Regions from separate parts of the Homo sapiens genome. Here regions 1, 2, 4, 5, 6 and 7 are each linked to region 3. A link is an interaction called in ENCODE POLR2A ChIA-PET data of the cell type or tissue named here. Cell type or tissue: MCF 10A. All regions are shown on one strand.

What was found. ChIA-PET counts read pairs that join two places held together with the same protein. Peaks named below come from ENCODE experiments on the same cell type or tissue, not always from the same donor. Only the 100,000 strongest peaks of a DNase experiment are listed, where the experiment ranks them.
Region 1: POLR2A ChIA-PET joins it to region 3 with 12 read pairs; 5 of 35 experiments call an interaction of 5 or more read pairs at or near these places.
Region 2: POLR2A ChIA-PET joins it to region 3 with 16 read pairs; 3 of 35 experiments call an interaction of 5 or more read pairs at or near these places.
Region 4: POLR2A ChIA-PET joins it to region 3 with 12 read pairs; 4 of 35 experiments call an interaction of 5 or more read pairs at or near these places.
Region 5: POLR2A ChIA-PET joins it to region 3 with 23 read pairs; 4 of 35 experiments call an interaction of 5 or more read pairs at or near these places.
Region 6: POLR2A ChIA-PET joins it to region 3 with 11 read pairs; 5 of 35 experiments call an interaction of 5 or more read pairs at or near these places.
Region 7: POLR2A ChIA-PET joins it to region 3 with 27 read pairs; 7 of 35 experiments call an interaction of 5 or more read pairs at or near these places.

What each region holds. Positions count from the first base shown.
Region 1 is chr2:178,283,391-178,287,390 of GRCh38, forward strand. It overlaps OSBPL6 (oxysterol binding protein like 6), which reads left to right. Exons shown (of 25, transcript NM_032523.4): 2 at 1,537-1,731. Among named protein-coding and RNA genes, the nearest start is that of OSBPL6, 91 kb to the left of the region's middle. In MCF 10A, no CTCF peak of the experiment used is centred here; no DNase peak of the experiment used is centred here.
Region 2 is chr2:178,329,908-178,333,907 of GRCh38, forward strand. OSBPL6 (oxysterol binding protein like 6) reads left to right here. Exons shown (of 25, transcript NM_032523.4): 6 at 1,645-1,698; 7 at 2,734-2,847; 8 at 2,964-3,134. Among named protein-coding and RNA genes, the nearest start is that of CHROMR, 82 kb to the right of the region's middle. RefSeq lists a silencer at 3,995-4,000. In MCF 10A, no CTCF peak of the experiment used is centred here; a DNase peak (open chromatin) is centred at 1,794.
Region 3 is chr2:178,192,367-178,196,366 of GRCh38, forward strand. OSBPL6 (oxysterol binding protein like 6) reads left to right here and starts at 2,146. Exons shown (of 25, transcript NM_032523.4): 1 at 2,146-2,308. RefSeq lists silencers at 1,700-2,389, 2,836-3,130. In MCF 10A, CTCF peaks have their summits at 2,163 and 2,417; DNase peaks (open chromatin) are centred at 2,095, 2,885 and 3,005.
Region 4 is chr2:178,361,284-178,365,283 of GRCh38, forward strand. OSBPL6 (oxysterol binding protein like 6) reads left to right here. Exons shown (of 25, transcript NM_032523.4): 13 at 399-532. Among named protein-coding and RNA genes, the nearest start is that of CHROMR, 50 kb to the right of the region's middle. RefSeq lists a silencer at 2,215-2,373. In MCF 10A, no CTCF peak of the experiment used is centred here; a DNase peak (open chromatin) is centred at 2,148.
Region 5 is chr2:178,130,383-178,134,382 of GRCh38, forward strand. It overlaps a transcript of RBM45 not described here. Among named protein-coding and RNA genes, the nearest start is that of RBM45, 20 kb to the left of the region's middle. In MCF 10A, CTCF peaks have their summits at 2,113 (motif pointing right) and 2,323; a DNase peak (open chromatin) is centred at 2,099.
Region 6 is chr2:178,294,700-178,298,699 of GRCh38, forward strand. All of the region lies in intron 2 of OSBPL6 (oxysterol binding protein like 6), which reads left to right. Among named protein-coding and RNA genes, the nearest start is that of OSBPL6, 100 kb to the left of the region's middle. In MCF 10A, no CTCF peak of the experiment used is centred here; a DNase peak (open chromatin) is centred at 2,092.
Region 7 is chr2:178,277,024-178,281,023 of GRCh38, forward strand. The region is part of intron 1 of OSBPL6 (oxysterol binding protein like 6); the gene reads left to right. Among named protein-coding and RNA genes, the nearest start is that of OSBPL6, 85 kb to the left of the region's middle. RefSeq lists an enhancer at 412-912. In MCF 10A, a CTCF peak has its summit at 3,437; DNase peaks (open chromatin) are centred at 2,348 and 3,448.

The DNA.
Region 1 (4,000 bases), 91 kb after region 3:
AAAAAAAGGAAAACTAAAACAGAGTGAAAGGATAGGCTTGAAAAAGTCAAACCCAGGGAGTGATTTTTAAAGCTGGCTTGTGAATAAAGGAGCCTGCTAGAGAGGTTTATGGCTGGAAGGATAAAAACGTCTGTCATGTTTCAGGATCAGAGAGTAACTTCTTTGGATTACTTGTCACATTTTTCTCTTATCTTATGATGAATTTATTCTCTTGTAAAAATACTGTGTTTTGGTCCATTTGTGTTGTCATAAAGGAATACCTGAGGGTGGGTAATTTGTAAAGAAAAGAGGTTTATTTGGCTCATGGTTCTGCAGGCTGTATAAGAAGCACGGTGCTAGCATCTGCTTCTGGTGAGGGCCTCAGGCTGCTTCCATTCGTGGCAGAAGATGAAGGAGAGCTGTTATGCAGAGATCACATGGTGACAGAGGAAGCAAGAGAGAGAGAGAAAAGGAGTCCCAGGTTCTTTTTCAGCAATCAGTTCTTGTGGGATATAAAAGTGAGAATTCACCCCTCAGAATGGTACCAAGCTATTCATGTGGGATCCGCTCCTGTGACCCAGACACCTCCCACCAGGCCTCACCTTCACCACCGGGGATCATATTTCAACATGAGACTTGGTGAGGCCAAATTATATCCAAACCATAGCATACTGTTTCTTTGCTTTCTGAGAAATTATGTCAAGTTAAAAACTATATTCTTTTATAGTATGTATAGAGTCTGTTCTTCTTGCTAGAGGATTGTTCTAGGAGTTTGGCTACAGTTCTCTTCTACAGCAAATTAGAGACTGTTCATGCGTTTTTTTCAGGGCATTAGAGATTGTACATCTATGTGCATGTATGATGAAACCACTTCATACTTACTATTTTTAAAAACTCTATTGGGCCAGGCATGGTGGCTCAGCCTGTAATCCCAGCCCTTTGGGAGGCCGAGGCAGGCAGATCATCCAAGGTCAGGAGTTCGAGACCAGCCTGGCCAACATGGTGAAACTCCATCTCTACTAAAAATAAAAAAATTAGCTGGGCATGATGGCGTGTGCCTGTAATCCCAGCTACTCAGGAGGCTGAGGCAGGAGAATCACTTGAACCCAGGAGGCAGAGGTTGCAGTGAGCCGAGATCACACCATTGCACTCCACCCTGGGCATTGCAGCGAGACTCTGTCTCAAAACAAAACAAACAAACAAAAAAGCCCTGTTGAGGTTTATATTTAATTGGAGGGCTAAATGTGGTCCTGGAGAATATATTTTGTCCCCTTTTAGGAAATATTTGCTATATCACTTGAGAGTTTTCATACTCCAAGCTCTGGGTGAGATGTAAATTATGAATGTTACTGATTACTGAGAAGGTCAGTGGTTACGTCTTTGAGGTTACATAAAACTGAACAAAGGAGATAAAAAGCTGAGGCATGTACCCATATGAACTTCCTGTTCAAAAGATAAATTGGGAGGAATTTTCTGATTGGCCATAGGCAGTCCCCGTGAGAGGCTCACGAAAGTTTTGTAAAGATGTACTATATGACTGTAATCTCTCTTTTTCAGGTTCTGCCACTTGCTGGGAAAACAGCAACAGAAGGATATTAAGGAGCCACCCCTATAATTTACCCAGATAGCCCCAGCAAGGTCAAAGACATATCATGTCCCAAGGAGAAAAGCTGCAGGCATCTGAGGATAAATCACTGTGAAACAGCTTTGACCATAAAGCTGACTTGGAAGACTTTGACTCCAAGGTGCAAGGTGAGTTAGAAGAACACAAGCTTAAAACCAAAAGCAGGGTTAGGTTAGGCAGCGCTTAATAATAGCAACAGATTAGTGGGACACCACAAAGTCACAGGAAGGTGTTTCTTTATATCTCTTATTTGTATGTCAGATCTTAAAATAATATGTCATAATCCTTATAATAAAAAGTTCTTTTTTTTTTAAGGATAGGAAGTAGAAAAATGTGAAAATATTTGGTAACCATTTTCTGTTTTCTGTATGTAGTCTGGCATCATGTGGAAATATGATACTGCTTTTCCCTTCTTGAGCAATGAACGTGCAGACCTAAACCTTAAAATAGCCAAAATGTTATCCTTGCTTTCTTTATACACATATCCACAAACCCACATTTGACTACAGGTACACATTCTTAAAATGCATCCAGTTTTTATAATCTTCCATAGTAAACAATGAGACAGTCAACTTTTCTTTTTGCTCATGAGACTGAAATGGCTGTGGTACTAGCAATACTTTTTGTGGTATCCTTGTCATCTTTGATATTTGTGGTTATTATTTTAGAGCCGCTTTATATAACTATTTGATATCTTAGGCCTACTGAGTTTGTGGTCTTCACCACTTAGCTGCACCCTCCCAGTTATCCAAAGCTTTCTATTTCTTCAAGGTCAGCCATCCCCAGGGTGGAAGTTTGTGGCATTAATCGTCTTCGGGAGCTTTTTACAAGCTGCACATCCTCTGCTCAAACCTTATTTGCCAGGGGCACAGGGATGGTGGTGGTAGTGGTGATGACAATTCAGACATATATGATTTGGGAAAGTTTCTTTTGTATCCTGATGCCATTCCCGCCCTTTCCTAGCGTGGACTGGTTCCTCTTGGTAGAGCAGAAACCAAGGCTCAGTAATTTAGTGTAATCATTGTTATATTAGAAGCTTTCTGTTTATTACTGTATTGTTTAAAAGCGCATTTTAGATTAGAGCTTGCAAAGTAGCCCACAGGCCAAATTTTTTGCTAACATTTTTTAACCTGTAAAAATTTTCTTTTTATAAGAAAATTAATTGCCAACATTTGAAAATCTGGAAACTTCACATAAAAATCAGATAGATCAGATATCTGGTTTCTCTTGGAAGATTAAAAATCTGGTCTTGTTACTATCCTAGTAACTGTACTTTGCTAGTATTTTGCATTCCCTAAATATTTAACCAAACCAATCTTACAGATTATGGCACCTGCCTGGGACACGTAGGCTTTTGAGTTCAAGAGTCCTGCTTTAAGCATCAATTTCTTCTGCTCTCTGTATATGAGGTCACTTCTATGTACTTTAATATAACATTCTATTAGTATTTATCCTCTGCTATTATTTTAGCATTTATTATTTTATATAAAATGTATGAGCTTTGAGAAGCTGACACTTGCCAGCCAGGCTTACCTATGAAGTAAGAAGACTTTTCAAAGATAAGATGTTTCAGGCCATGGGCTTAAGGAGATCTAATTTTCATAGTGATGTGCTCTGCATCATTTTTTCCAGATGTGGAGGGTGTCATCTCAGGGTCTGATATTTCATGACCTAAGAGTTCAGTTGCCTGATCTGACTGTTTTGGTTCCAGGGACGTAAACTGATTCACCAAGTAGCCTTCTTTTTGAATGACCCCCGTAGGGATTTAGAGTCCATTTTCTAGGCCCTCACTCATTCTGGACACCAGGGCGACTCAGAGAACAGTAATGCTATGCCCTCTATATGTGCAGAGCTTTTAGCATTGAGAAATCTTGCCGTCAGAGTTAGACATACCTCCATCACAGTGAGTTGTAGTTACTCACAAACTTGTCTTTCCTCATCTTTGATTGCTATATATTGTTGCTAAATGAAATTCATGCGTAATGTTTCTGTCAATTTGATATTGAACCAAATGTTTATATGGTAATAAAATACTTTAACCATGGAAGCATTTCAAATCATAGGGTCCTTATAGGCATAGCATTTCTGTGCCTGCATTAGCTAAACTCAACGTGGGGAAACTGACATACTCCTAAAACAATGGTTCTTCTTTTTTTAAAAAAAAAAAAAAAAAAAACAAATTATTTTACTTAAAAAATAAGATTTACAGATATTTTCCCATAATGCATTTAGAGTCCAACTGGTAATGCCTGTTATTTAAGCAGATTTCAGGCCACAGGGTATCCATTTCTCCCCCCTAGATACATCAGACACATTGTAAATCTCTTCTTGATTGGTATCCATTTTTAAATGTTGAGGCACATAGGAAAGAAGGCCAATGGGTGGGATTTTTATTTT
Region 2 (4,000 bases), 140 kb after region 3:
CATTTTATGTGTTTTAAGGGAAAGACTTAAAAATGAACACATGGGAAATGTTGCCCCGGTGCCCTGTCTCTGAAAGTGCCTTCTTCCTTGTCAGAAACGATCTTTCCTGAACCCATAATATTATCGTAGTGCCAAGGACCTGTCCTCACTGTCGTTCTTCCTGAGATTTTCGCCAATTGGCCATCCTCCTTCCTACAATCACTGTTGCCTTTCATCCTTTGTGTTTCCCCAAATTGATGGCCTTGCTAATCTCTTTCCTTATGATATGCTATAGGTGATCTCTGCTGAAATTCTTGGATAGACAGAAATGGAAACCACAGGAAAAAACCGTCAAAGAAACAAATTTTGTATGAATTGCTAACTTTAATTTAGCACTTTCAGTCCATGTTTCAACAAAACTGGCTGTGGTTTGGCAGCAACTTTCTAGACCGTGCCTTTGAACATTTTGCTACATAAATAACAGGAGGGCCTGCTTTGCATTGTTGTCTTTTCTTCTGATCTCTACAACCACCATGTGTTTATTCAGATGTCAGCCCATTTGATTGACCAAGTTAAGGGCAACTGATTTTAATCAAGTGTTTTTCAACCGTAGAGACTCTTTTTTTCCAGTGTTTACTTGTTGTCCCGCAGAACCTGTAACAAAGGGTTTACAGTGGCCTTCTGTCAGTCCTGTGCAGAACTCATAGGGGTTCTCTGTGCAGAACTCACAGAAGGCCACTGTACTTACAGAAGGCGATCCCGAGGCCTGACTGCCTGCCATCTTAGCAGCTAAGAGGTCCCAAATCACATAAAAACTTACCAGCAGAGTAATTTGCCAGGAACAGAAAAATTCCTTGCATCTGTAGAACTAGAGGGCACAGGACCCATTCTTTGACCGGGCCCTGGGAGCTGTTTGTTCTCTTGTGAATTGCCCGTGGAAGAAAAATCAACAGCTGAGAGTTCCTGAGTGTTTGTAGAGCAAAAAGGGCAAATCCATTCAGACTGTACTAGGATTATCTTGGAGGAGAAAAAATTGCCAAAAACCCCTCTCTTTTTTTACCCTTAGTGTAGTTCAGAAATAATTTTCAACCTCTTTGATTAATGGTAGAATGCAAACATTTGCTAACTAGAGATGCAAGCATATTACTAAGCCCACTTAAATTTTCCAGATAATTCATTATTCATAGATTCAGTCCACTGGCTTCTGTAATGGACATGAACATTTTCAGGAATTGTCTGTGGTATCCAGGGAAAATTCAGAAGTTTATATTCACGGTGAAAAATTCCCTGTAGACCTGTATAGAGCTCCTTACAGAGTCACTGTGATCATTTCTCACTTTGAAAAACATCCCAATGTGGTTCATTCAGGGGATTGTAGCTTCAGGTCCTCAGATTCCTCCCCTGTTAAGAAAAATCATGGTGAAAAGACTCCATCCCCATTGGATTATGTATAAAAGAATCTTGGTAGGTTAACAGTATGGAACTAGAGCTCTTATCTCCTTACCATTTAATGTGACTGACTGTGGCCAAATGCACTGAATCCAGATACATTAAAATGATCAAACATATTGATTAATAAATGCCAAGCAACATTAGACCCACATTTGTGAATGTTTTATGTAATTCAAAATACAGACAGTAACTGGGGGTGTTTGGTTCTTGCAGCGTTTTTTTGTCCTGGATAATGGAATGTTAAAGTATTCAAAGGCACCACTCGATGTAAGTAGCACACAGGACATGTTTCAAAGGTTGATTTCGAATTCTGCTTGAAGTGAGTAAACACTGTAATTGTACAAGCCTTGTGCCATAGTTACCAGCTTTGTGCATGTCTGGGCCTGTAAGATTTCACAAGCTCCCAAACCTCCATGTTCTAAAGTGTGTCAACCTAGTGCATGAAGATTTAACTATTTTGATGTGTGTTATTAAAAACAGAAGCTTAAACCTTAAAAGTGACGCATGAGTAAAATCACCTTCTGTCACTTGGATAGAAAACGCAAATGGGCTTTTTTCCTCCATCTTCCAATAAACTCTGCTTTATGTGTGCTGCTCTGTTCTTGTCAATGTCCTTTTAAAAACTATCTTACAAATTTTATTTCTACGTCATACATCTTTTTATCTTGGAGATCCCAATTCACAAAAATTATTTCAAATTGTTTTTGTTTAGTATACAAAGGAGTAGTTTGCATGTAACACTGGAAAATTCCTTCCTTCATCATTGTGGTGTAGGGGAAGTAACTGAAGGCTTAGGTTTCAGTTTTGTCCCCATCCCTGCCATTGAATCAGCCATGTCCTTGATCAGTGGAGCAGCCAGAAGGAAGAGCTGGCTGCTCCTTGCTTTCTGGTCCCAGCTGCCCTGTTCTGCCCCAGCAGCTGTCTGCCAGCTGATTACTCAGGGATGTTCTGGGTTATACGTCAAAGATTGACCGCAGTTATTTTAGGACCGCTAAAGATGTCCTTTTGGGAGAATATAAGCTGTGCAATCTAGAATTATGAAGAATTAGTATTACATTCTATGCCAAAACAGGAATAAGATGAATAGTCTTATTTATAAAAATTGACGTGAAGTCACTGCAACATCAACTGTCCTAGAACCTAATCCATAGAACCTTAACTATTTTCTGTTTGTTAAGGAGGTATATGTAGTATTCCACTTCCCATAGATAAGTTAAAGATTACTTTGAGTTCACTTAAATACAGTACAGAAACATCAAATCATATATCCTTTCAGCCTATTTACTAGTCTTTTGATTTCAGATTCAGAAAGGAAAGGTCCATGGGAGCATAGATGTGGGACTCTCAGTCATGTCAATTAAAAAGAAAGCTCGAAGAATAGACCTTGACACCGAAGAGCACATCTATCATTTGAAGGTGAAATCAGTTTTCAACAGTTTCTCTGCCATTATCAGGGGAAACGATTTGCCTACACCAGTGGTAGGCAGGAGAGTTATTTTACAATTACTTTCTCCTCTCGTTCATTGTTTTAGGTGAAATCCCAGGACTGGTTTGATGCATGGGTCTCCAAACTGCGACATCATCGGTTGTATCGTCAGAATGAAATTGTGAGATCACCAAGAGATGCTAGTTTTCACATATTTCCTTCAACGTCCACAGCTGAATCCTCACCAGCTGCTAATGTTTCTGTAATGGATGGAAAGGTATGACTTTGTTCTATAAAAACCAGCCTGAAAATTGCTTAGAAAATTATGCAAATTTTGGCCAGGCACTGTGGCTCACGTGTGTAATCCCAGCACTTTGGGAGGCCAAGGCGGGTGGATCGCCTGACAGCCAGGAGTTCGAGACCAGCCTGGGCAACATGGTGAAAACCCCATCTCTACTAAAAACACAAAAATTTGTCAAATGTGATGCTGCATAGCTGTAATCCCAGGTACTCGGGAGGCTGAAGCACGAAAATTGCTTGAACCTGGGAGGCGGAGGTTGTAGTGAGCCAAGATTGTGCCACTACTGAATAGCCTGGGCAATAGAGCAAGACTGCGTCTCAAAAATAAATAAATAAAATAAAATAAAAAAGAAAATTATGCAAATGCATAACTGAGTCTCATTTGGGAAAACCAGAAAGAGGAGGTTTGCTTTGTAAACTAACACTCAGAAGACAACAGTGACATTTGGCATGAAAGTTAATTGCAAGTATAAATTAGGCAGAAATGTGGATCACCAAGAGAATTAGCAGTTAATTTTCCCTTTTATGAACGGACTACCTTTTAACTTTATGTGGCTTTGTAGGAATACTAGGAAGTAAGTAAACATTTATTTAATCAACATTCAGAAATCAGGTGCCTTCCTGGATGGTAATAAGAAAACCTCAGTCTTGAAAATGAAACTTGCCTTTGTGTCTTGACCTATAATATATACATGAGAGGCTATTAAATTTCTCCATGAAGTAATTACATGTGAGCTCAAGAATGTGACAATAATATAAATAGCAGCCTATTTAAGTGGTCAGGCACTGTGTTAAGCATTTGGCACTCATTCGTCTCTGATCTTTCAAATAACCAAAGTTCAG
Region 3 (4,000 bases):
TTTCAAGATACACTGATGCACCAATAGGGTGGAGAAACTGCCTTGATCTCTAGTTCCGCACAGCCCGCTGTGTTTAATCCACCCATTTCCCCAGATGGATGCGTGTAGTACCGTTACCTCTTATTTGACCATTAATCAATGAGATGGGGGGAGACTTTTTTCCCCTGATGTTTAAAGCCATTTTTTAAAACTATTAAAACACACATAGATACTATGGAATAGAGTGAAAAGCGTGAGAACATTCTTACACTAAAACGTGAGATTTAGGTTGTGGTAGTCCCCTCTCTTTCCCCATAGTTTATGGTTCTCTGCTATTAGGGGTTCAGAGAAAAAATTAGATAACCTCTTCTTTTTCTTTCTTTTTTTTTTTTTTTGAGAGTCTCACTTTGTAGCCCAGGCTGGAGTGCAGTGGCACGATCTCAGCTCACTGCATCCTTTGCCTCCCAGGAAGTTGAGATTTCAGGAAGTTCAAGCGATTCTTGTGCCTCAGCCTCCCGGGAAGTTGAGATTTCAGGTGCCTGCCACCACACCCTGCTAGTTTTTGTATTTTTAGTAGAGACGGGGTTTCACCATGTTGGTCAGGCTGGTCTCCAACTCCTGACCTCAAGTGATCCGCCCGCCTTGGCCTCCCAAAGTGCGGGAATTAAAGGCGTGAGCCACCGCGCCGGGCCTAGAGAACTTCTTTAGGTAAAGATTCTGTGTGCTGTGTGTACTCTCATTTCCGTTCACACTTTTGTATTTCTTTTTAAATACATGGGTTTTAGCTTTTTTTCTTTTAAGGGAGAAAGCCATTTCAGTAGAGTTTCTGTTAATGGAACTCAGAAGGAGTAAGTAGAAAGGGTGGCTGTGATGAAGCAGAGGTCAGCATCCCAGCTGCTCCCTTGAGGAGCCTGTCTTCACAGCAAAGGAATGAAGGACAAACTGCCATTGTCGCAGGGTCCCGCATCTATTATTTTGTGACCAGAGGACATGAGAACATTGCTAGTCTAGATGGAAAAAGCTAATCCAACAGGTGAGATTGGAGATTCAAGAGAAACTGCATGTGGGAAGGAGTGCATAAAGTCGACTATGTTTCATAGCAAATCATTTTGTCAGCACAGGGCACAATGAAATGCCATCACAGTTGCCTCATTAGTAAGCAATATCTTCCATTTTTGAAGGCACCCCAGCATGTTCTGTAATAGCTCCCATTAAGTCCAGTCGATGTCCTCTGGACTCCCCCTCCGCCTCCCACCCCCAGATGATGATGACACAAATGTCTTGAAATATTGACATGTCCGCAGTCACTCGTTTACAGAATGTCTGTACAAATATTTACATTACCCCGTCCCTCCCAGCAAATTTGCCTTTAGATTAATCTGCACACCGAACGCAGGCCGGGAGTGGCTTGGAGTGTGGAAGGGTTTAAGGGTGTGGAAGGGTTGTAGTGAGGCGGGACTGACTGACTTTGATCGGCTTTGCCAGGGGCTTGAAGGAACCGGCTCTTCCTTTCGCAGAACCCAGGTGTTTCTCTGGGCCCGGGAAGTTTTTGCTCCCGAGCGAGTCAGGGACGGGAGCAGGCACGCACAGTCGCGTAAGTGTATGAAATGACGACCTCAGAAGGGCGCCCAGGGACATGGGTTTGGCAGCCCCGAGCGGAGGCCGCCAGGCAGCCGTTCCTTTCGGAATTCGGTCTCCCGCAGTGCTCCCGGCTGCGGCGCTCCTGGGCCGAGCGCTGGAGCCGTTCTGGGCAACCCTCCCGAGCGCGGCCGGCTCACCTCCGCCGGACTGCGCGGGGCGAGGGCTCCGCTACTGCGCGCAGGCCCGCGGATGGCAACTCGGGGTTTCCACTGCGGGTGATCTCGGGACACCACGGGTTCCCACGGAGGCCGGGCCAGGGGAGAGCCCTGGCTGTGGGACCCCGCGTGACCAGGGCGCAGGGCGCCGGGTCCTTAGCCCATCTGGCGGCGCAGGGAGGGGCGCCCGGTAGGGCGGGTGCGCAGCATGAGCCCCAGCCGCTTGCCGCTCCACTCCAGCCGGGCGGACGGGCGGGAGCCGGGGGCGGGGAACCCGGAGCGCCGCCCCGCCAGCGCGCCCCGCCCGTGGGAGAGGAGGGGCTGCAGCGCAGCGGACCACTGGAGGCGCAGCACGGTCGCCGCCGCCGCTGTCGGTGCTGGAGATCGCGGCTCGGTGCAGGCGGCGCCCATGCCTCCTCTCCTCCACTAGCCCGCGCGCCAGTCCGCCTGCCGGGGCCGGCTCTCCGCCTCCTGCCTCCCGTCGCAGCCGCGCAGCCGCCGCAGAGTCCGCGGCGCCACCGCTCGCCCTCCAGGTAGGTGTCCTAGCTGCAAAGGGATTGCTTGGGGCGGGCGCCAAGGTGCCCGCATCGCGGCCCGGGGGCATTGTGCGCCTCCGGCGGGCCGAGGACCCCGAGGGACGCGTGGGTGGGCAGCCGCAGCTTCGGGTCCCCAGGACATCGCCGTCCCCCTGGAGGCGCCCCCGGCCGATAGCCCGGGCTACAGGGAAGTGGGGGCGGCGGTGTCAGCCCATTCTCGCGGCCGGGATGGGAGGGGGCGTCTGTATCGCGGTCCCGGTTTGCCGCCCTCCCTCCCCCTCGTTGCCAGGGAATTCCGGCCGCCTGCCACTAGCGCTCGCATTCCCTCGCGCGGGCCGGCGCCCCTGCTCCCCGCAGGCTGCCTGGGGATTGAAGCAGGGGCAGGGAGAAGGACTGATGTAATTGTCAGCGGAAAACCGAACCGGCGCGGGTGAGAGCGCCCGCGCCCGCGAGAGCTAACGCCTACGCCGCACCTTTCAGGGAATCGGGGAAGCCGAGAGGAGCGGCTGGGGAAGTTGTGCATTGGGTTTTATTGTGCGCGTGCACTGCGGACTGCCCTCGCGGGGCACCCCTGCCCACCCGCTGCTGGCGCCCCTGCAGCCCTCCCGGCAGCCTCCGTCCACTCCCCCGGCCAGGGCCAAGTCTGCCTTCCCTGGTTCAGACCGGGACAGCGTTTGCATTGCAGTCAAGACGTGCTTCCCCTGCATCAAGCCGGGAGCTGCCCGCAGATCGTGTCGCCGGGGATGCTGGGGGAGGAGGGAATGGGAGACCTGAGGAGAAAGCCTGGAGAAGTAATGACACAAGCGGATTTTCTCCCCAAAGCTTCTGCTGCGTATAGACACATCTGCAAGGCACCTTTTAAGCTGTTTTTGAAAGTTATAACCAGATACTGATTTTGTGACAATTCTATGATATACCTGAACGGTTGCTTAAACATAGAGACCTAAAGCTAGGGGAAGCATTACATAATGGACATGAAGCAAATGACACGAAACTAAGTGAACCCACTGGGTTGCCAGATTATTTCTCTCTTCTGGACACAAAATCCTGTAAGGTTTTTTCTATAGGAACTTTCATTTTTAAATTGCTGGGCTAAGTTTAGCCAATTGTCTATTATATTCAGTTGTGATTTTTTTTTTCTAAATAATTTTCTTGGACATCTTTTCTTAAATTTAAAAATTGCATACTAATGGTTACATATCACTAAGCTGATTAGGAAATGTAGTCTTCACAAGGTAAAAATAAGAAATTTCCCATCTTAATACATTAACTTTGTTTTCCTCTTGTTTTGTTTTTGTTTCTTTTCCTTCTTTCATCCTTCCCCCCGCCCCCAACCCCCGCTTTATTTTTTGGAAACATTTCTACAGTTTTGGGTACTGCAAGCTCACAACGTTGATATTTCTATCACATGCTACAGCATTGCGGAGACAAAGACTAATAATAAATGAAACAGAAGACCTCGCAGTAACTCTGAGAGTTAGCAGGGTTCCCAAGGTCGAAGGGAAGCTGCAGTGTAATTCAGCAATAATCACCTACAGAGAATATGCATAGCCCTCATTGGGAAAGGCCCTGATTGGTGGATTTTATTATTATTATTCTTTTGCAGTAGGAGTTCATATATTTTTTCCCTAAAAAATAATTTTTCTTAAGGTAAAAATGAAATATTTTGAAATTAAAATTTCAGGCTTT
Region 4 (4,000 bases), 170 kb after region 3:
TATTTATGTGAGACTTTATGCTACACAGAACTGCTCAAATATGATAATCAAATATGGCAAGTAAACTTGTTCCCTATTCTTTCTAGGGATTATAAGTTAATTTCTAAATATTGATACTTTGCATTGATCTTGATATTTTACATGCTACTTCCAGATTTTTGTTGGCCTGTCTGGTATAAAAAACAAATTTTTCACTCTGATCAATTGCCATTGTAATATTTGTGTGGAGTATAGATATCCTGATAAAGATTCCTTTTGAAGGCTGATTTTTAATTAGACTATTACATAGCCTTTCCAAAAAATGCCTATTTGTGAGTGAAAGTCTGGAGAAATTTATAATGTTGTGTATTCTTTCTGCACATATCTGACAGTTTTTTCTCACTTTTCTCCCCACCCAGTGCATTCTCTTTTGAAGTCTGCATTTAATAGCATAGCTATAGAGAAGGAGAAGCTGAAGCAGATGGTTTCCGAGCAGGATCACAGTAAAGGCCACAGCACGCAGATGGCACGGCTCCGACAGTCACTGTCTCAGGTAGGCAAAGAGTGTGTGTTTGCATGTACATGACACACTCCCAACCCTGTAAGATGAAAGATCAAAAGATGGGGGGCTGGCAGGGAGGTGGCTAGTCATGGGGATAGTACAGTTTGCAGAATTTCCCCCAAAAGACTGCAGTGTCAGTATTAGATTTTACTACTTTTCTTCCCCAAAATTTCAAGGTAAGAGTGAAAATAAACCAAACTTGCTTGTAAGCGTATAATGGTAATTTTGGCCAATTGAACACTTAATGCTTCTCTAAGGTCATTTATAAGGTAGCCCCTCATTTTAAAAAAAGAATTATGCATTTATTTGACCTATACATCTGAAATGTGTTCCAGGATATATTCAGTCCAATAGTGAATATTTTTTAAAAATGTACTAGATCTTCCACACTTAATATTTTTCCCACTTACATCTTAATCTGTTTAAAATTACTGATTACTATCACTCATTTTTTTCTTTTCTGATTTGCACTCTTGAGGTTTTCTTCCTAAGTTATGCTCCCTGAACTAGACTTTTATATTTCAATATATATTATAGAGTTGATCTTATTAATACTAATCAAATCCCTATGTATCTATATCAAAGTTGAAATTTCTGATAAAAATCCTTTAGAGCTGTGCTTATGCTTTTTTCAACTGAGTAGTTCCTTAGAAGTAAGTATTTTCTTTAGTCTATAAATGCACTGACTTAACTCCTTTAAGAATTCAATGTCGTTATGTGATTTTGTGAGAACTCGGTGTCTATATAAAATATTATTCACTTCCTGGTGCCTTGGATCAGAGTGAAGGAGCAAGCAAATCCTGGGTAAGTGGTTCTCCGCGTGGAGCAGATCCTGCTTGAACAGTTTCCCTCGGTCCCTAAAAAGTAGACTTACACCGTGTCACCGTGTTTTACGTCCCTGAACTGTCGGCGTATTTTCAGTGTTAAGTTTCATGTCATGGATGTTGTTATATGGGCCACACTTTCTGCATTATCCATAAAACACTGTCAGCTGAGGGGCATATGCTGCTTCCAGTATAAAGCCAGGGGTCTCAGGAGCATGAGCGTGAAAATCCGCTACGATTCTGCCAGTCTTCAGAGGGCTTTATTTAGAAGAACATTTTAATGGCTTTCCCTGGACCCTTCTCATGTCATGGATCGGTCGAACACTCAGTTGACGTTAATTGGTCTTCCAAATCATTATTCTGAAAGTATCGTGAATCAGAAAGATCAAAATATTGGTCAAGTAAACATTCAAATGTCATCTTGTAAACATATAAAATACATTCTTGTCCCCCTAAGTGTTGCAATGATTCCTTCAGATGTATTTAATGATGGAGGCTTAGAGTTAGAAGTCAAGCTTTACTAAGAAAAACAAGAAAATGCATTTGTTTCTTGCTTGCCTGCTTGCTTGCTTTTATTTGCTTGTAGGTGAAACAGAGAATGGTAAATAAAGATCTCGGGTCGGGCTTCAGGTGAGATTAGAAATAATTATGAAGAGAAATTTTACAACAGTTATTCATTTGTTCATTCCCTTATTCATTGTATTCCATTCGGGTGACTATATGCTAGGTATTGTGCAAGGTACAGAACACCAAGGTTAAAGTAGCCCTGGCCATGTTCCCAGCAAGCTCGTGATCTGATTCATGAGATGAGCAGGAAACAGTGAAATGGAGCACACCGTAGTACATTCAGAGCAGTACATGGTGGTGCACATTTCCCGGGCTCTGGTTGCTCAGAGGAATGGCAGATCCCTGAGTTGAGAGCAGAGCCACAGATCAGGCTTCTTGGAGGAATCAGACCTTGAACCTGGCCTGAGTAGACAGCAGCCGCTCACAAGGAAGGGTCTGATGCTAACATGATAAAAGTAAAATAAAGCAAAATTTGATCAACTGTGCTTCCTTGGGGTTAACATATTTCCCTCTCTTGTCAACACATATTTATTTGCATCTAAAGTTAGAGCCTCAATAGATTTTTGTTGGATTTTTTATTTTTATTTTTACAAAAAAATCTCAATTTTAGCCTTAAAAGATGTGAAAATAATTTGGAACTATTAAGTTTCAAATAGACCGTTACAGCCTATCCAGTAGATAATTCAGTGCTTGCAGCTGTGTGTCATCCCAGCATTTTGGTGATGTTCACATCCCCGTGTGTGTCCATGCCTTCCCCTCGGCGTAGTCGCACCCCCACTGGCCATCTATTCCCGTCACCTCTAAGTGTGGACTCCCTTTTGGAAACCACAGCAGCCTTTGCTTAAGGTATTTAAGTTTACTGACAGTTCTTTCCTTTCTAACAAATTGTTATTCATGGTTAGGCCGTTGGAGAGGTGTCTGGAGAATGGCAGGTAGTTCATAGTGGAAGAAGTAGGAGATGAAGAAGGAAGAATTACTCTTAAGAGTAGCTGATTAAGTAGGCAAGAACCAGCTCATCAGGGACTCCACAGAGGGTTTTGGATTTATCCTATCAGTTAACAATTTTAACTGGTAAATGATAATGCCAGAAATTAGAACTATTACAGCATATTTCTGCATATTAGAAAGATTACTCTGGTACAGTATGGAGGGTAGGTGGAATTGGGAGGCAAGGCTAGTTGGACAGATTCTTATGGTATTTGAGATAATTTGAGAATAGCTTGTACATTTGAGATATTTCTAAACTGAGGAAGTGCCATGCCAGCATTGGTGGAAGGAGGGAATACATTTCAAAGACACCCAGGAGGGAGAATCAGCATGGCTTGGAGATCAGCGGAATGTTAGAGAGGGACAAGGACACAGAGTCGAGACAGTCCAGGGTTTTTGCTTGGATAACTGGGTATGTGAAAGTTATTGTCCCCAAGGTGGGACTACAAGAGGAGCTGGTTTGCTTTAGGTATTTGATGATGGATTTCTGTGGAGATTGAGGTGTCTGTGGGGCATTTTACAGGCAATTAGATATTTATGTCTAGAGCTCAGAAGACAGGTCTAGGCTAGAGAGGAAGATGGATGCCCCTGCATATCAGGGCAGTTATAGATGTTGACGAGTTGCAATGCAGTCAGAATAAAATGGTCAGTGGTGCTCCTGCTGCTGTAGAGAACATTAACATTTAAACGACAGGCTGGCCGGGCGCGGTGGCTCAAAATAATCCCAGCACTTTGGGAGGCCGAGGTGGGTGGATCATGAGGTCAGGAGTTCGAGACCAGCCTGGCCAACAGGCGAAACCCCATCTCTACTGAAAATACAAAAATTAGCTGGGCGTGGTGGCGGGCGCCTATAATCCCAGCTGTTTGGGAGGTTGAGGCAGGAGAATCACTTGAACCCAGGAGGTGGAGGTTGCAATGAGCTGAGATCATGCCATTGCACTCCAGCCTGAGCAATGAGAGTGAAACTCCATCTCAAAAATAAATAAATAAAAAACTTATTTAAGTAGTCTAAAACTTTTAAAGCCTATGTTTTATTTGACATAAGTCCTATTTGATGTATGTCTAATGATTAAAGTGCTGC
Region 5 (4,000 bases), 62 kb before region 3:
GGCGTGGTGGTGTGTGCCTGCAGTCCCAGCTACTCAGAAAGCTGAAGCGGAAGGATTGCTTGAGCCTAGGAGACCGAGGCTACCGTGAGCCACAATAGTGCTGCTGCAGCCTGGACAACAGAGCAAGACCCTGTCTCAAAAATAAAAACTAAAACTAAATAAAGATTAAAAATTAGGGATCTATTCTGCTTGTATTTTGAAAACTTTAACAAAAAAAAATTATTAGCTATGACATTGAATTGATATGTATAAAAAAGGTATATCTAAATCAAGCATTTGGCACTTTTTATAAAAAGGTATTATAAATGACATGCATTTGTTAAAACGTAATTATCTCCTCATTATACTTCTCACATTCTGACTCAAACGATGAAAGATTAAATTCAGCAATCTTAATAACTGAGTATCTTATACTTGGACATCTCCATTGGAAAACTAAAATCTTTTCTTTTAAAAGTCAGTGATTTTAGCAAATTTAGAAAAGAAAATTTAGTTGTGCCTTCACAGGCAAAACTGCTGACAAGAATTGGGCCAGGTATCTTTCTGTGAGGCAGAGGATGTATTTTAAAGAGAAAGCAAAGCTGGGTGCAGTGGCGCGACTGTAGTCCCAGCTACTCAGGAGGCTGAGGCGGTAGGAGTGCCAGAGCCCAGGAGTTCGAGGCTGCAGAGTGCTGTTATTGTACCTGTGAATAGCCACTGTCCTCTGTTTCTTTGTTTTTAATTTTTTAAAAGAACAAAGCAATGAAAAACCTAAACAAGGGAAGTTGTGGATTAATTACCAAAAAATAGGTGTGGTTATCCCAAACTCATTTACTGTACACATAGTTCAGTTTTCACAGATTGGAATTAAATTGTTCCTTACAAGTTATTGGGCTCTGCCATGTAACTAATGCTTGAATTATCTCAAAAATATTTCTGCCAGGTGGTTAATCTAAACAGTGTAAAAGTAACAGTTATAGAAAGGAGCTCTCTACCTCCTACCTGAGTCCATTGCATCTTTGGTTAATCTTCACAATTGAGATAAGATCCTATTTCCTACAGTTTTCCCCTATTAGAGTATTTCACTGGGCTTTCTAGGAGAGCTTGAATCTGTCACATGGTAGCTATCATATACCTGGCCAGCCCTCCACATTCTCTGTTCAGATTAAATGATCCCGGTTTCTCCCTTCTACCAGTCAGGCAGCCGGTCCCAGCAAACAGTTGTGGTAAGAGTAAAGTGCCTTATCTAGATGTATTTCTTTGAATCCTAGTATAAATTCTAAAGAGATCATATGATACCTCTCTACCTACAAAACACTTTGCTTTTTCAGTACAACCTGTTGTTTTGTTTTCTTTCCCAATTGCATGTCTCAGTAAACAATGCTTACTTCAGCTTCAGAGTGCATTTCATCTTAATCCTCTCAGTTATTTAGCCTTGGTCCTGTCTTCCTATCTTTTGCAGTTGATCCCTAAAGCTGTATTTTAAAAGCCAGAATTTTAGATTTTTCTTAGAATGAGGAAATTCTAGAACCTAAAAAATTGCATTTATTAATCTAGTTGTTTATGTCTTCACCTTAATGTTTACTTCTCAGATGCACTTTGAGTATAAGAACATAATATATAAATACTTGGATGCCCAGCAAATGTTAGTTATTAAAACTGCCAACACAGTGAAGTTTTATTAGTATATATTTCTTTAAAAATTTTTTTAAATAATAAGCAATACATCTCAATAAACCTCTCAACTATGTGGTTAAAATAAGAAATAACATTTAAAATAAGCCTGATTAAAGCCTTCTTGTAAATTCATTAACTGAGGTCTTGTATGGTAGATTACTGAAAGCAACTGTCAAATTTGCTGCTTCTAAAGCAACATGTTCCAAACTATGTTCCTTGAAATACTAGAAAGAATTTTTCAAAGTTAAATACATTTAGAAAATGTTCAGTACTTTTAGTTTCACAGGTTTCATCTACTGTAGATAAAAAGGTAGTGAAAAATAGCCAGGAAATTATTACTCTAAAATTTTAGCTTTCTCTGAATTTTGTTCTCTCTTAATTGGGATCCTATTCAGTATGAATGAATCCATGGAAAGTAGAAATAAGGGACTTTACCACTAGGTGGTGATAAACATTGGTGATAAAGTGCAGCATTCCAATCTTAATTTAAGGCACTGAGATGGAAATGATGGTGTTTGAAATGCCTAAAACTGCGGTTCTTTTTTGTTTGTTTGTTTGTTTGTTTGTTTGAGACAGAGTTTCACTCTTGTTGCCCAGGCTGGAGTACAATGGTGCGATCTCAGCTCACCGCAACCTCCACCTCCCGGGTTCAAGCGATTCTGCTGCCTCAGCCTTCTGAGCAGCTGGGATTACAGGCACGTGCCACCACACCCAGCTGATTTTGTATTTTTAGTAGAGACAGTTTCTCCATGTTGGTCAGGCTGGTCTCAAACTCCTGACCTCAGGTGACCTGCCCACCTCGGCCTCCCAAAGTGCTGGGATTACAGGCGTGAACCACTGCACCCAGCCAAAACTGTGGTTCTTTAACTTTGGTGTCCACAAGAATCACCATGAGTGTTTGTTTAAAATGTAGGTATACTGGTTCTGCAGGTTTGGGGTGAGTTTTTGAACAAGCTGTGGTTATGATGGGGTGGTCAGTGGCATTCACTTTGGAATATACTGGCCCAAAGAGATTTCATATGTTGGACCTTAGGTTGGACTGTTGTAAAAGTAAGGCATCGAGAAGTTGTTTCCTAGTCTTTTTACCTTGGGCATTTTTTAGAATTAAGCATCTGGTTTTTCCTCAGTTAATATCAGTAAATATGAATTGCATTAAGAAATTGAAGAACACAGTCTCACAAATAACAAATAATAGGCCATCTTTTTTTACTTTAGTGAATATTTTTTGATGTTTGTAAAGGATAGTAATTGTTTATGCCATTCAAAGCTTTTACCTAATATTTTTATTTACATTTATTTTTAAGTGAATTGTCTAAGTAAATTACCAAAGATTGGGGTTCTGAAGAAGTACGTAGGTAAATGTTATTTGTTTTAAATGACAAAGGAGTATGAAGGAGATGTAATTATCATTGTCAAAAAAACTGAAATAGAATAATCAAAAGGGTACAGAAATACCTCTGTGTGTATGTGAGTGTTCTTATAATCGTAAGATGAATCTTCTTGTAAAACGAATGCTTTTTTGATGTACCCAAAAACCTTTTGATTTATAGGTACATTGTAACTTTCAATAGCTTTAATAAATACTAAAGCTAAAAATCAGTGAGGGCAAGAACAAGTGAAATCTATTGCCTTTTCACCTAGAGGTATGCCACACACAGGCTTTGTTCCATATGTGGATGGTAAGCGCTATTAAAAATCAGGGCAGTTATTTTTACATATGATTTCAGTAAAGAGAAAACAAAAATGGTCATCCTTATTAGACAAGAAGTTCCATTTTAATACTTGAATTCTAATAAATGGATTGCATTATTTCCTTTTCTAGAAACAGTAGCTCAAGAACACATGGATCCTGGGAACTGAAGGTATGGTATTGATAGGAGATCAGACAGAAATATTCAGTTAAAATATCAAGTTGTAGTTCATTCATTACAATGGCCATGCTTTGACTTTATTTAAGGTAGAAAAGTCTTGTCCTTAGTAGAAAATGCAGCTCCCACTATACTTTGAGAAAGTTACGAGGCCCTGTGAAAATTTATCTGAGTAATTATCAGAGAAAAAGGGAGTTCTGTGACTGTCATATATGAATTGAAGACAGTATCTGGATGTCAAGGTCCATGTGAGCTAGCTAACCTAGGCTATACCACCGTGGGACTCTTAGAAACTGCCTGTCTGACCAAAATGCTGCAGAAGTGGCAGAAGGAAGGCATCGGAAGACCATTTTTAAACAGTTGTTTGTATATGAGGTACAAAACTCAAGAACTGTGTGAAAAGGCAAGTACCAGTACTGTTTTCTACAGAAACTGGGGGAAATACTGAGCACAGAAGAATAACCAAAGTGCTTCCC
Region 6 (4,000 bases), 100 kb after region 3:
TTCGGCCACCACAGCTATTTTTTTTTTTTTTTGGAACATTTCTGGATTTTTAAAAATCAACAAATCAAAATTGTATATTTTGATTACGTACAACATGTTTTGAAATATATAGACTTGAGGGCACGGCTGAATTGAGCTAATTAACATGTGCATTACCTCACCATTAGCTTTTTTTTTTTTTTTTGTGGTGAGAACATGTAAAATCTACTCTCTTAGCAATTTTCGAGGTCTTTTTTTCTTTTTAGTTCATACATTTTCCTAAAATACTCTTGGACTACTTAGGGTTTTATCCTTCAGGTGGATCTTAGCAATTCTTTTTCTCATGGGGTTTTTAATGAAACTAACATTATAAATAAAACTTTGATGAAAACAAGTTCCTCTTTTATCTTATTAATATTTTTCAATTTGTACATTTGCAAGCATAAAGTATCTTCTTTCACGTGTTAGGGGAGATAGGGAAATCTGGAGTTGGTGAGAAGCAATTAAATTCAGAATGTCCTGTGTAAATGATTTACCAACTGTAGTGCAGATTAACAGACCTGCCTGCCATGGGATGCTGTTTAGTAATCTACAGTCTTTGAAAGTACTTGCCAACACCTGGTTCTAAGAATGCATCTTGTTATTTCATAGTCTAGCGGTTACTCCAAGGTTCAGCACTATAGCCCACAAGCCAAATATGCAGCCTGTTATTATAAATAAAGTTTTATTGGAACATAATCATGTTTATTCACTTGAATATTGTCTAAGGCTACTTCTCCACTACAACGGCAGTTTGAGTAGCCACAGCAGAGATTGTATGGTTCACAACGCCTGAAATATTTTCTGTCTGACCCTTTGCATGAAAGCTTTGCAGAGCACCACCTACCCTCCATCCCCCATCTAGTCAAAGACAGTGACTGGGTTATCTCCTTGGGTTACTGAATCTGGAATCTGATACACTTTGCAATTGCAAGGATTAGTGGACAATGGAAGTCCTGTGGGCTCATGATAGAGCTTTTTGATTTGTTTTCCTTATTGGAAGGTGTTGTGTTTATATAATAAAAATTGTAATAAAACACAATTATAATAAAAATAAAATTATTTAAAGATTAATTATAATAAAAAATTAATGGAGGTACTGTGTTTATAAGAAAGTCATTTTTTGTAAGCTATCTAAAGTTGTTAAAACTAATTTGCAGTATAAAAACCATTTAGGAATATATACAGGTTAAATGCTACATGCTTTAATTATCTCTAAAATTCTTGTTCCAAAACTTTCTTAATTTCAGAGGAAAAATCTTAGCAATTCCTTTATTTTTGGGGCTTTAGGTCTGTGAGTTGGCGGTGATTCTGTGTCTGATACTGTGTTACTATTCCCTAGTTTTGTTGGTGTTAGGCCAGTGAAGAATGGGGCCCAATTGGCAACTCGGCATACCTGCTGCCTGCTGGCAGGCTTATTAAAGCACAGATTGCTGGGCACCACCCTCAGAGGTTTTGATTCACAAGCATAGATGAACTCAAGAATTTGCATTTCCAGGAAGTTCCCAAGTGACACGTTGATCCCAATGGTACCCTTGAGAACCTATGTAGTAGATGATTAGCACTGCCATTTCCCAAGCTTGGGGTTTGTGAAGAAGAGTTATTACTATCCCTGTTTTATAGATGAGGAAACTGAAGCAAAGAGAGACTTCAGTAAATTGCCTGAGGTTTCATAGCTAGGAAATGGCGGTGTTGGGACTGGCTTCAAACCCAGGCAATCCATGGGATATTTTAGAGTAAAAATAAAAATGAAAACCACTACAAGAGAAACCACTACAATGAAAACCACCACACACACTGGTGTACTGGCAAATGTTTAACAATCAGCTCTTAAAAACAAAACAAAACAAAACAAAAAGCCCAGATTTGAAGCATTCACATGGCATAGATACTCCCACCATAGTCTATTTCAAGGTCCCAGGGGAATGTCTTTGAAGCCCTAAACTGGGGAGAGATGCACATAGCTCCTGAGCTAGTGCAAGCCAGCTCCAGCTCACCACTAGATACGTGCCAAGGTTACCACACTCCAATTAAATGAGTTCACAAGGCTGCAGAACCTGGGACCTGGCAGTGGATTCTCGGTTATGTCAGCTGTTCCTTCTCTCATGTAACAATGAATGAGCAATAATTGAAACCAACACTCATGCTCGAATGCCCAACACGAGTAGAATTTTGGACATCCTGATATGTGGGTAATGGCTTGCATAAACACTGCTATTCTGGAGGATGACAGGTTTTCAAAATTCTGCTTAAGATTCCTGACCATGAGATGTTGTAATTAGTAGATGGTATCTAGTAAATCAGGTGCCAGGTGCCATAATTCTGTGTGGCCAGGCTAACCCATCAGTGGTGTTTTGAAAGAATTAATGCTACTGCATCTATTTCCTATTCCTAATGTCCCTCAGGCCCCTATAGTACTGTTAGCAGTCTGGCAGGCCTTTTTTTTTAGGACAACTGAGAGATTTTATCTTGGGAATGTTGAACCTTGTACAGTCTTTCTCTCCAGCTCACTATTGAACAGATAGGAAACTCCAGTCTACAAAGCATGTGGATTATTTTGGGTTATCTTTAGGCAAATATAGTAAAATTAAAGAACTAGGCTGGGTACAGTGGCTCACGCCTCTAATCCCAACACTTTGGGAGGCTGAAGTGAGAGGATTGCTTGAGTCCAGGAGTTCAAGAGCAGCTTGGGCAACATAGTGAGACCACCATCTCAAAAAAATTAGAAAAGAAAAAGAACTAATATTAGGGTGGATATCTACAGTCTGCAAGCACAATCAATGTTATTTAATGGATATAATGATGGAAGATTTAAGTCCTAATTAAAGTGATAAGCTCAGTAAACAACCTGAATGGCTTTTGTGGCTCATGACATTTGACTATGATGAGAAAAGTGACATACTCCTCACCTTCATGGATCTTACAGAATCAAGTCAAATAAATACAGTGCAGTATATGTTCAGAAATATATGTATGTGTATGTATAGAAGAAATGCAGATTGGCGTGACAATTCTGTCTAATAGGTTGGAAAGATTTCATAAAGAAGATGAAACTTGACCACAAAATAGTATAAAATTAATGTCTGCATATTGTAGAAGTCATAATAGCTGGTGATTCAGGAACTTTTTATTGTAGTAAAATATGTAGCATAAAATTTATCATTTTAACTGCTTTGAAGTGTCCACTTCTGTATCATTAAGTGCATTCACATTGTTTGGTATCCATCACCACCATGCATTTCCAGAACCTTTCCATCTTTCAAAGTGAAATTCTGTAACCACTAAACACAACTCTTCCCATTTCCTCCTCCTTACAGACCCTGATAACCACCATTCTACCTTCTGTCTTTATACATTTGACTACTTTGCATACCTCATATCTCATATAAGTGAAATCATACAGTATTTGTTTTTTGTTCTTTTGTGCCTAGCTTATTTCACTTTAAAATGATGCCTTCAGGGTCCATCTGTGTCATTACATGTGTCAGAATTTCCTTCCTTTTTAAGGCTGAATAATATTCCATTGTATGGATATAACCCTTTTTTAAATATATTCATTCATTCATTGATGGACACTTGGGTTGCTTCCGCATTTTGGCTACATGCTGCTATGGACATGGTTGTACAGTATCTTAGCCTGTGATTTTAGTTCTTTTGGGGCATATACCTAAAAGTGGAATTGTTGGATCATATGGCAATCTATTTTTAGTTTTTTGTTTGTTTGAGATGGAGTTTTGCTCTTGTTGCCCAGGCTGGAGTGCAGTGGCACGAGCTCAGCTCGCTGCAGCCTTCACCTCCCAGGTTCAAGCAATTCTCCTGCCTCAGCCTCTTGAGTAGCTGAGATTACAGGCAAGTACCATCACATTCAGCTAATGTTTTGTATTTTTATTAGAGACCTCAGGTGATCTGCCCACCTCTTCCTCCCAAAGTGCTGGGATTACAGGTGTGAGCCACCATGCCCAGCCTATTTTTAGTTGCTTTT
Region 7 (4,000 bases), 85 kb after region 3:
AGCAGAGCTGAGTAGTTTCATCAAGGGATTGCACAAAATCTAAAATATTCACTGATCTGGACCTTTACAGAAAGTTTGCTAACTCTTTCTTTAGAGCATACTCCTTTCAGAAGATTAGGATGTGTCCTAAGCATGTTTATAGTGTTTTAGAATTAATGGAGTTATTAATTTTTATGCAATTTTATTCAACTGAATAATAGAACTATTGAGTGGTTTCTGTAATATTTATTCTTTGGATTTCACACAGATGTTGTCAAGGGAATAATAAAATTGCAGATTCCTTTAAATAGCCTCTACTCAGAATTCTTAGCTGTATGATCAGTCATCTGAATTTTTGTCAGCATTAACAATACTCTTTAATTTGGGGGAAAAAAATCTTTGAATGGTTAATAAATGTCAAGTCCTCCCTGTGCTTGGCTTTTGAATTTTGAAGAAAGAAAACACTTTCCCTACCCTCAGAGAAATATTGTCAATTAGATCTAAGTTATATGCAAACAAAAAAATCTGAAAAAATTGGCTAAATGGTAGAACTGTGATAGACTGAGAAAATTATGTTTGTCTTGAGCAAATTAGTTTATTAGGGTATATAGTTTATTAGCATTTATAAATAAAATATCTTGTTATACTTTGATCATGTTTCTGAAAAATCATGAATGTTTTGTTTCTCACTGATTATTTTGCTAAGGCAAGAAACACGTGAGGCTGTCTAGGTTCACCTTCTGTCCTGTCCACTGTTAGTTCTTGGTTTGTCCCCTCCTGTTTCCACTCTCCCAGGTTGCTTCATCCTCCCATCTGATCTCTGAGGTTCTCTCTTGTCTTTTTCCTCCCGTTTGTTCTGCGGCTAGATCCCCCTCCATGAAGTATGATCACGTGGCTCTCCTGTTCTGAACTTCGCTCCTGTTCTTTACAGCCCACACAGTGAAATTCAATCTCTCACCAGCATTTGAGACCTTCCACGCTGTTTCAAACCTTTTCTCTGGCTTCCCCTGCTCTACTCTCCTCCTTTGTCCCCTAAGCTCTGAGCTCTGAACTACAGACTACACTTTCCCGTCTCTTGATTTTCATATACTTTTCTCACTGTTTGAAATGTCCTTTATTCATCCCTGCATGCCCATTTTCTGCCTGATCTACTCATCTTTCAAATGCCTCCTCTTTTGAGGAACTTCTTCTGATCTGATTCCCACCCAGCCCACAAACGCCAAGCTAGAATTATTTTCATGCCATCAATATTCATAGTACATATTTTGCTTTTGTAACTTAAAAAGATTACTCACATACCTTTTCCTGTTATCTAGGGCTTTGAGCCCTCTAAATTTCTTAAGGGCAAGAGCCTGGTTTTTGTTGATTGTTACATTTCTAGATCCTCTTTAGAGTCTGGTTTTGATGTTTATATATAATAACTACATAATTGACTTACTGTTGTGGATTAATCAATCAATACTTAGTGGTGGATATGAAAACTCTGATATGTTATTTCAGCTTGTGAATTTTAACTTCTTTGATATGTAGTAACATTAATGAGATAAGATACTTTTCTGAGGTTAAATGTCTTTTGCTCTTTACTTATTAACAAGAAAGCCACAGTAGTTACTAGGTAACAATGACTGAAATTTGTATATTTCATCTTCAGGAAGTTACCCCAGCACAACCTGTTTCCATTAAACCTATTGGATTGTGGCACTTAAACTATATTCTCCAGAGACTTAGATACCCTCAGTGAACTTGAAACTTTCATAGGTAGGAAAAGAAAAATCAATTTCTTGTCTAAACATTGCTGCCAGTGGAAAAAAGCAAAATGATTATCTTTTCACTAATGAAGTTAGTGGTGACAATAGGCAAAGTAAGCAAGATAATAAAAAAAGGTGTTGTACTGTGTATTGTGCTACAGATTTCTAGAAAAGCAATTTAGAATGTTGAACCCTAAATTAAGACCAATCCTTCTTTGTAGAAATGGTGTGAGCATTGAAATAAAACCATGGCCCACATATGTGAGAAAATGATCAAAAGTGTCTCATTTCTTGTTTTTGGTATGAAATAGACTTTGCTATCTAGATTACATAGATAACTCTTCTGGTTGTCTTTATTATTTTAGGAATTCTTTATTATTGTACAGAGTGCTGGGGTTTGCTTAATCTTGTCTCCATTTTGCATTATATGCATTTACCTAGTAGCTACATGGGACAATCTAATCTTTGGTAGACTACATCTTGGTTTCTGATGGGCTTGAATAAGAAAGGAGAGGAATGTGCGGGGAATGCACTAGACAAGAACATGTGGGCAAAACCCAGGCTGTTGGGAGGATTAGTCACATAGCTTAAAGGAAAATTCTGTTGCAAAGATAATGGATCATTTGCTTCCTGAATGAGCCATTCAGAAGGAACCATTGCCAAGTCACTAAACTCTTCTGAATGAGATTTTCCAGAGACGCCCACTGGCTAGTACTGGTTAGTGTGGGAAATTTTGTTTAAATCAACCTTTTCAACCTTTACAACTTTTGCTCATTAATGATTTAGAAAGATAATGTTAGCATCCTTTTTGATCTACAGAGGATATGTTTAAATAGAACATGATTCCTATTGTGAATGTGTTTCAGTTAAAACCAGATGTGCTGTACGAAAACGCATGTGTGTGCACGCGTGTGCATGCACACACACGCATGCACGCCAATTTTGGTTATACTTTTTGAAAGAACCAATCTTCCTATCTCTGAGTATATTTCTTAACTGGGGTATTTCTTAGTGTGGCTTTAAGGATTAATCTTCAATGTACTTTGTCACAAGCAGTAATCAGGCTTGAACTTTATACACTTATCACCTTTGGACTTCTGCCCTGCATGCAGTTTATGTGCAAGGTAAAACAAGACCCAGTGAAATTTCTTAATTAAAATGAGGTTGGGACAGGTGCGGTGGCTCACACCTGGAATCCCAGCACTTTGGGAGGCCGAGGCGAGTGGATCACGAAGTCAAGAGATCTAGACAATCCTGGCCAACATGGTGAAACTCTGCCTCTACTAAAAATACAAAAATTAGCTGGGCATGGTGGCGCACACCTGTAGTCCCAGCTACTCGGGAGGCTGAGGCAGGATAATTGCTTGAACCTGGGAGGTGGAGGTTGCAGTGAGCTGAGATGGCACCACTGTACTCCAGCCTGGCAATAGAGTGAGATCTGTCTCAAAAAAATTTAAAAAAAATAAAATTAAATAAAATGAGGTTGAATTGCCACTTAGTGAACTCTGGCTTTCTAAAATAATATATGTCACCTAGAAATTTGGAATGTGAATGTGACTATATAAACCTGTATGTCCTAATCAAGCTTTTGAAGCTGAATTAAGACAAATGTTTCTAATATTTTTGGCTTGAGTAACTATCAGAGATGATTGGTTATAACTGAACCATGTGTTAATAGTGTGGTGGTAATTTTTAACTCAGAGTACTCAGTCCCCCTGGAGGTTATAGCGGGTACTACACTTCATCTTGGTTGTCTTTTTGAAGGTTGTACAGAATATTCGCATGAACATTAATTATGGTTGCAGAACAAGCCAAAACCTCTGTTCTTTGACATTTCATATGCATTGTGTGAAAATATACACTTTCGTGCATTTAATAGCAAAATAGACAATAATAGATTAGTTTCTTACAGAATACATGTAAGTCAAAACCTTGTAAATTTCTATTTTAAACTCTAACACACAGTGTCAGAGTTAACAATTGTGTGCAGGCCTGCATAAATGTCTTCTTTTGAGAAGTGTCTATTCATATCCTTTGCCCAATTTTTAATGGGGTTGTTTGTTTGTTTCTTGTAAATTCGTTTAAGTTCCTTGTAGACTCTGGTTATTAGACCTTTGTCAGAGATGGATAGATTGCAAAAATTTTCTCCCAGTGTGTAGGTTGTCTGTTTGCTCTGGTAGTTTCTTTTTCTGTGCAGAAACTCTTTAGTTTAATTAGATGTCATTTGTCAATTTTTGCTTTTGTTGCAATTGCTTTTGACTTTTTTTTTTTTT